Regions from separate parts of the Homo sapiens genome. Here region 1 is linked to region 2. A link is a contact called in ENCODE Hi-C or POLR2A ChIA-PET data. All regions are on one chromosome and are shown on one strand. The core of a region is the stretch at or near the end of the contact, and the rest is flanking DNA. Distances in the headings are between cores, read along the strand shown.

The links. Hi-C counts contacts between places; a loop is a spot of excess contacts on that map. ChIA-PET counts read pairs that join two places held with the same protein, here RNA polymerase II (POLR2A). Pooled maps may share reads with other maps.
Region 1: a pooled map shows a loop between it and region 2 (1.9-fold over the local background). The contact joins two enhancer-like sites. A Hi-C loop is called at or near these places in 2 of 168 maps with a recorded cell type or tissue (gastrocnemius medialis and sigmoid colon) and 2 of 50 pooled maps. POLR2A ChIA-PET finds 5 or more read pairs at or near these places in 1 of 52 experiments (K562).

Annotation. Positions count from the first base shown.
Region 1 is chr2:54,652,235-54,655,104 of GRCh38, forward strand. It overlaps SPTBN1 (spectrin beta, non-erythrocytic 1), which reads left to right. Exons shown (of 36, transcript NM_003128.3): 27 at 1,375-1,619; 28 at 2,836-2,870. Among named protein-coding and RNA genes, the nearest start is that of SPTBN1-AS2, 26 kb to the right of the region's middle. Within about 2 kb of position 1,342, at least 2 of the 41 ENCODE cell types and tissues checked have a DNase peak (open chromatin) inside an H3K27ac peak, as active enhancers do.
Region 2 is chr2:54,470,213-54,473,040 of GRCh38, forward strand. All of the region lies in intron 1 of SPTBN1 (spectrin beta, non-erythrocytic 1), which reads left to right. Among named protein-coding and RNA genes, the nearest start is that of SPTBN1, 15 kb to the left of the region's middle. Within about 2 kb of position 1,423, at least 6 of the 41 ENCODE cell types and tissues checked have a DNase peak (open chromatin) inside an H3K27ac peak, as active enhancers do.

The sequences.
Region 1 (2,870 bases), core at 92-2,591, 180 kb after region 2:
AAATTTAACTATAAAATTAGCTGCAGTTATTAGCTTCAGTTTTAAAGACATATACCGTTCCCCAAAAAAAAGGTAAGAATGTAATCTTATTTTTGTTTTTACAGAAGAAAAATATTATGCACGTTGTCTTCCACTTCATTGTCATCTTGGTGTGCTTTTCATGTGACTACACAGAGGCCCTTCCTCATTCTTTTTCATGGCTGCACAGGAGTCTCCTGCTGGATGCACCATCATTAATTTAACCAGTCCTTCACTGATAGTCACTTTATTTTCAGTCTTTTGCTTTTACAGACACTGCTGCAGTAAATAATCTATGCATATTTCGTATCCTAAATATGCAAGAATGTATATGTAGGATCAATTCCCCAAAGTAGGATCATAAAATCAGAAGGTACCACATTTATAATTTTCATGGGTACTGCCCATTTACCTTCTGTAGGAGCTGTAGTCTGTTACACTCCTGTCTACAGAGAATGAGCTCACTGACAAATATATCATCACACTTGGATTTTTGCCAACTAATAGATGACACATTACAGTATCTCCATGAAGCATCTTTTCATGTTTAAGACCCATTTGCATTTCCTGCTTTCTGAATGTTTTCTTCATGCCAGTTTCTGTGTTGGTTTGTTGGTTTTTTTCTTTTCTTTCTTTCTTTCTTTCTTTCTTTTATTTATGACTGTCATAGCTGAAAAAGATAACTCAACCAAAATATGTAGATGTAAGTAGAAGTGTACCATTGGCTCCATTTACCAAATCACAATTCTCAATGTATATTTTTAGTTTTGCAAGGTTTTTGTTGAAATTTGGCTATTTCAAGTTTCACCTTCTTTAACGTTAATTAGTTATTTTAACCACATAGGGTGCCACGTTTTTATACTTTTTGAGTGTAAATGTCCCACGGTGAGAACTCTTACAGGCGATACATACATTGTATTCACATAGCAATGAGAAGTCATTTTCAAAATGTGCTCTTCATGGCAGTTTCCCATTCATCATAAAAACATTTATCTTTACCCCGAGATAGCAGATTAGGTATTTATTTTTTGGACTGTATCTGAATATGTCCCACTCAGATATCCCAGGCTGCCTCCAGGGGACTTTCCCTGACTAAACTCTCCTGCCTGTCTTCCTGTAGCATTTCATTTGTTTTATCATTCATAAAGAACTTAATAATGTAGTTGAACAGATTTATAGAAAACGGGTTTTTGTGACTTGGATCTCCCCAGTGAAATTGAGGGCTCCTTAAGGGGCATGGGCCATATTTTGACTCTGTGCTCCCTTTAGTGTATGAGCAGAACAGAATAGGGCTTGGGGTGATGGTGGGAAGGCCGCCATGGGCTGACCTGGCTCATCCCCTACATGGCTTCACAGGTGAGGCAGCTGCAGGAGGATGCAGCCCGCCTCCAGGCGGCCTATGCGGGTGACAAGGCCGACGATATCCAGAAGCGCGAGAACGAGGTCCTGGAAGCCTGGAAGTCCCTCCTGGACGCCTGTGAGAGCCGCAGGGTGCGGCTGGTGGACACAGGGGACAAGTTCCGCTTCTTCAGCATGGTGCGCGACCTCATGCTCTGGATGGAGGATGTCATCCGGCAGATCGAGGCCCAGGAGAAGCCAAGGTAACGCTTTCAGCCCAAAGGAAATTGGACTTATTGGCGCTTGGTTAAAACACAGGAGTCTTCCAGAGAGAAGCAGGAGCCTTGAAAGCGTTCCTGCCTGAGCGCTTCAAGGCCAGAGTGGGGGTGGGGCGGTGCTTGGAGTGCGGCACCACTGCTTGCCTCGTGCACTTGGCTCGTGCACACCATCACCAGGGAATGTGGGAGCCTGGGGTTATCAAAGCCTGTCCCATTCTCCCTACTCCTGGCTCCCTTGACCCACAGTCACTCAGGCCCTCTTGCCCACATATGTGCTTGAAGTAGGACCTTGGGCTTCAAGTAGCCACGTACCTTGGACATGACTAACTGCCCCGTCTTTGCAATGAGATGACTTTTCTGAGTTATTTTTCTGTGCCTGCTTTTTGGATTAAAGACCACTCTATCCCTTTCCATGCACATTACTAAAGGTGTCACCCTCAACATCTGCTTTAATATGGTGTCCTTGGGTTATTATTTAATATTTGTCCTATATCTTTGGCTTTGTTTCATGCAAATTAGTGAAGAGAAGTTAATAGAGGAACACACAGGTACATATTTAACCTCCAGTTCACCCCTCTGCCAGCTCCAGCCCCCACTGTAATTGAGAAACTATGCTGCAATAAAAGGGATTTTTTATGATATATATTTTTTTGAAGCAGTTGTATTTCCTGGATCAGGATCAGTAGGTTTTGATCCATGCTGGTCACTGCTGTCTAGGCTAGTTCCCATCCTGTGTATCTTTTTGTGTCTGAATAAGGAGACCGTATTAGCTGCTCTTTGATATGGCCATCCTGAATCTTTGACAGCTAACTCATCAAGGTGCGATTGCGGCACCTCTTGCTGCTTCTCTACTTTCTAGAAGAGAGTCTTTCTGACTTGCATTTCAAAGTAAAAGTTTGAACAGAAAACCATTGCTTTTTCTGGCACCCACCTAGCAACCATTTTGAATTATTCAGGCACACACACAAAAACAAAAGCAGCCATATTCTACAGTTTGGTTACCTGGCTGGTACTGAACTGTGCTGTCACTGTGCTTTGGCTCCAGTGGCCCAGCCTAAGCTCAGGGAGTGATTCAGACCTGAAAGACCATCAGTTTCTTTCAAGGCCATCAGTTTCTTTCAAATTAATTGTGTGTTTTAAAACCTACACATTTTTTGAAAAGCTTGATCTCCTAACGGAGGCATCGTTTGTCTAATTTTAGGGATGTATCATCTGTTGAACTCTTAATGAATAATC
Region 2 (2,828 bases), core at 173-2,672:
AGACTATTCTTGTCTGTCATTTGAATTTTTTATATATATTTTTTCCGGCTGTGAAGAAATATTTTATTGGTACATGTGTACATGCATTTTTTATTCTTAATTATAGTATGTATTTTCACTGGACTACACTCTTGTTAAAGGAAACTTTGTTCACGTGAAATAAACCTATCTTTAGTGAGTCATACTTGAGAACTGCTTCTCAGTCTCCTCAACTTTTAAAGTCAGTGGTATTTCATGTAAAGAGTGTATCGGTAGCTGGCCTATCTCTGGAATGTTGTGCAGCTGTGCAGAGCGTGAGTCTCAAATGTGCTAATTAAATATGTTTTTTAGCAAGAATGGAATGTAGCAGCATTTGAATGGCTTCAAAAAACATTCCATTTTGTTTCTGAAGAGGGCTTTTTTCGTTTTTGCCAAATATTAAAAATTAGAGAGTACACTGACTTTTAGAGGATGTATTGCTATGTTAAATTGTTCTGTTCACCAGAACAGGGTGGCATGTGCCTGTAATCCTAGCTACTTGAGAGGCTGACGTGGGAGGATCTCTTGAGCCCAGGGCTTCAAGACTAGCCTGGGCAGAGTAGAAAGAACCTGTCTCAAACCCCACACTGTTCTTTTCGCAGAGTTAATGGGGCTCATTAAATACTGAGATTATCCTTTAGAACAATCTTGTCCAACCTACAGCCTTTGAATGTGGCCCAGCACAAATTTGTAAACTTTCTTAAAACATTATGAGATATTTTTTGTGATATTTATAGCTCATTAGCTATCATTAGTGTTTTACTTTATGTATAGCCCAAGACACTTCTTCTTCCAGTGTGGCCCAGGGAAGCCAAAAGATTAGACACCCCTGCTTTAGAATGTACTCAATTAATAATCTTCAAAATGTAGGGATTAGGTGGGGTGGCTCATGCCTGTAATCCCAGCACTTTTGGAGGCCAAGGTGGGAAAATTGCTTGAGCCTAGGAGTTTGAGACCAGCTTGGGCGACATGGTGAGACCTGGTCTCTACGAAAACAAACAAAAAGAACAGAATGTAGGCAGTGGTGGCATGAGTAAGGTTCTAAGGTTTACCATCTTTAGTTGATCTTGCTCATTTCCCTTGGTATCAGTTCTCCTTCCTTACTTGGTGAGTGCTTAACCTTTCTTTGGGCAGTAAGGCATGACATTTCTCCCCAGGTTGAGCAGTTTTCTGATACATATTTTTTGGCTGAGTGTGACTTGTATCTTTTTGGACTAAGCTCCATTCACTCAGATGGTGGTCTGATTTTTTTTTTTTTTTCAGTCAGGCATTGTGCAAAGTGACCTGATGGGAATAAATGGCAGGTTGGTTGTGTAATGCAGCAACATCTTACTTGGTTGTCTTTAGAGATAAGTGGGACGTGATTCCAGCAAGGCTGTGCATCAAATGTTGGAATGTGTTGGAGAACTGCCAAGAGGTTGGGAGCAAGCTGTGTGACAAGCACTAATGCAGCCTTGGCCTGCCTTAAAATAGCTGCAGGTTAACAAATATCTTGAAACTTGGCATTTCTTTTGAGCAAAATTGCTCCTCTGAATGTGTTACCAAGAGGTGCTTTCCTCTTTTTTATCGATTTTTTTTTTTTTTTTTTTGCTGTTCCAACTGTCTTAAAACATCTTATGAGCATATGAAGAAGATATAATTCTCTGTAACATCTTATGTTGAATGATTTTACTGGACTAATTATTAGCACATTATCTGAAACTTCACTTGTAGTTCTTCTGCTCTGCTCACCCAACTCACTGAAAAATATATAGTCTTTGTAGTTTGAATAAAAACTGGGGCCCTGAAGATGTTTTTTTTTTTTTTTTTTTTTTTGAGACTGAGTCTCGCTCTGTCGCCCAGGCCAGAGTGCAGTGGCGCGATCTTGGCTCACTGCAAGCTCCGCCTCCTGGGTTCACACCATTCTCCTGCCTCAGCCTCCTGAGTAGCTGGGACTACAGGCACCCACCACCACGCCCAGCTAATTTTTTGTATTTTTAGTAGAGACAGGGTTTCACCATGTTAGCCAGGATGGTCTCGATCTCTTGACCTCATAATCCGCCCGCCTGGACCTACCAAAGTGCTGGGATTACAGGCATGAGCCACTGCGCCCAGCCTGAAGATTTTTTTTAAAAGTCCTATATTTTATATGTTTGATAGGCTTTTGGAAAGGAATTATTGATGTTTGAACACTAACACATTAGAGAGGCAGAGTCAGAGGCATTGGTTACTTTGCTGTGGAATCTTGTCTTAGCTGATTCACTTTTAGACTTCTTAGTAAGCTCATTGGTAGTTTGTCTGCAGTACTTAGTTCTTGTTTGTAATTAATTCACTGTCTAACTGTAGTCTCTCAATTTTTTTCAATAGAAAGGCTTGTTTTTTAAGTCAGAGTGGTAAAAACAGGGGGGGTTGGGAGTGGTCTTTGAAATGGGTCCTGTACAGACTTGAGCCTGATGGTGATGTGATCAAGGTTGCAGGGGGTGTGGGTACCTGGGTGGGGCTGGGGCTGCCTGTGGGACTAATCTAAACAGCCAGTTAGTTTGGGTGCTCTGAATATGACATTTTTAAAAATGCAGTATTTGGGTTAATGATTGGAAGTAAACTAAGAATTTCCAGGATTTATATGTTAAATAGCAGATGAAAACAGTGAGTTACATGTTAAATAGTAGATGGAAACAGTGAGTTAACTTTATTTTGAGAGGCTTAAATACAAACCAAGTTTCTATACTAAAGGATTTCCTAAAAGATGATATTAACAGATATGTTAATTATCCCATAACTTAAAGTCCTTTAGACGTTTAGATTGAGACTAATTGTGATAATTTCATAGC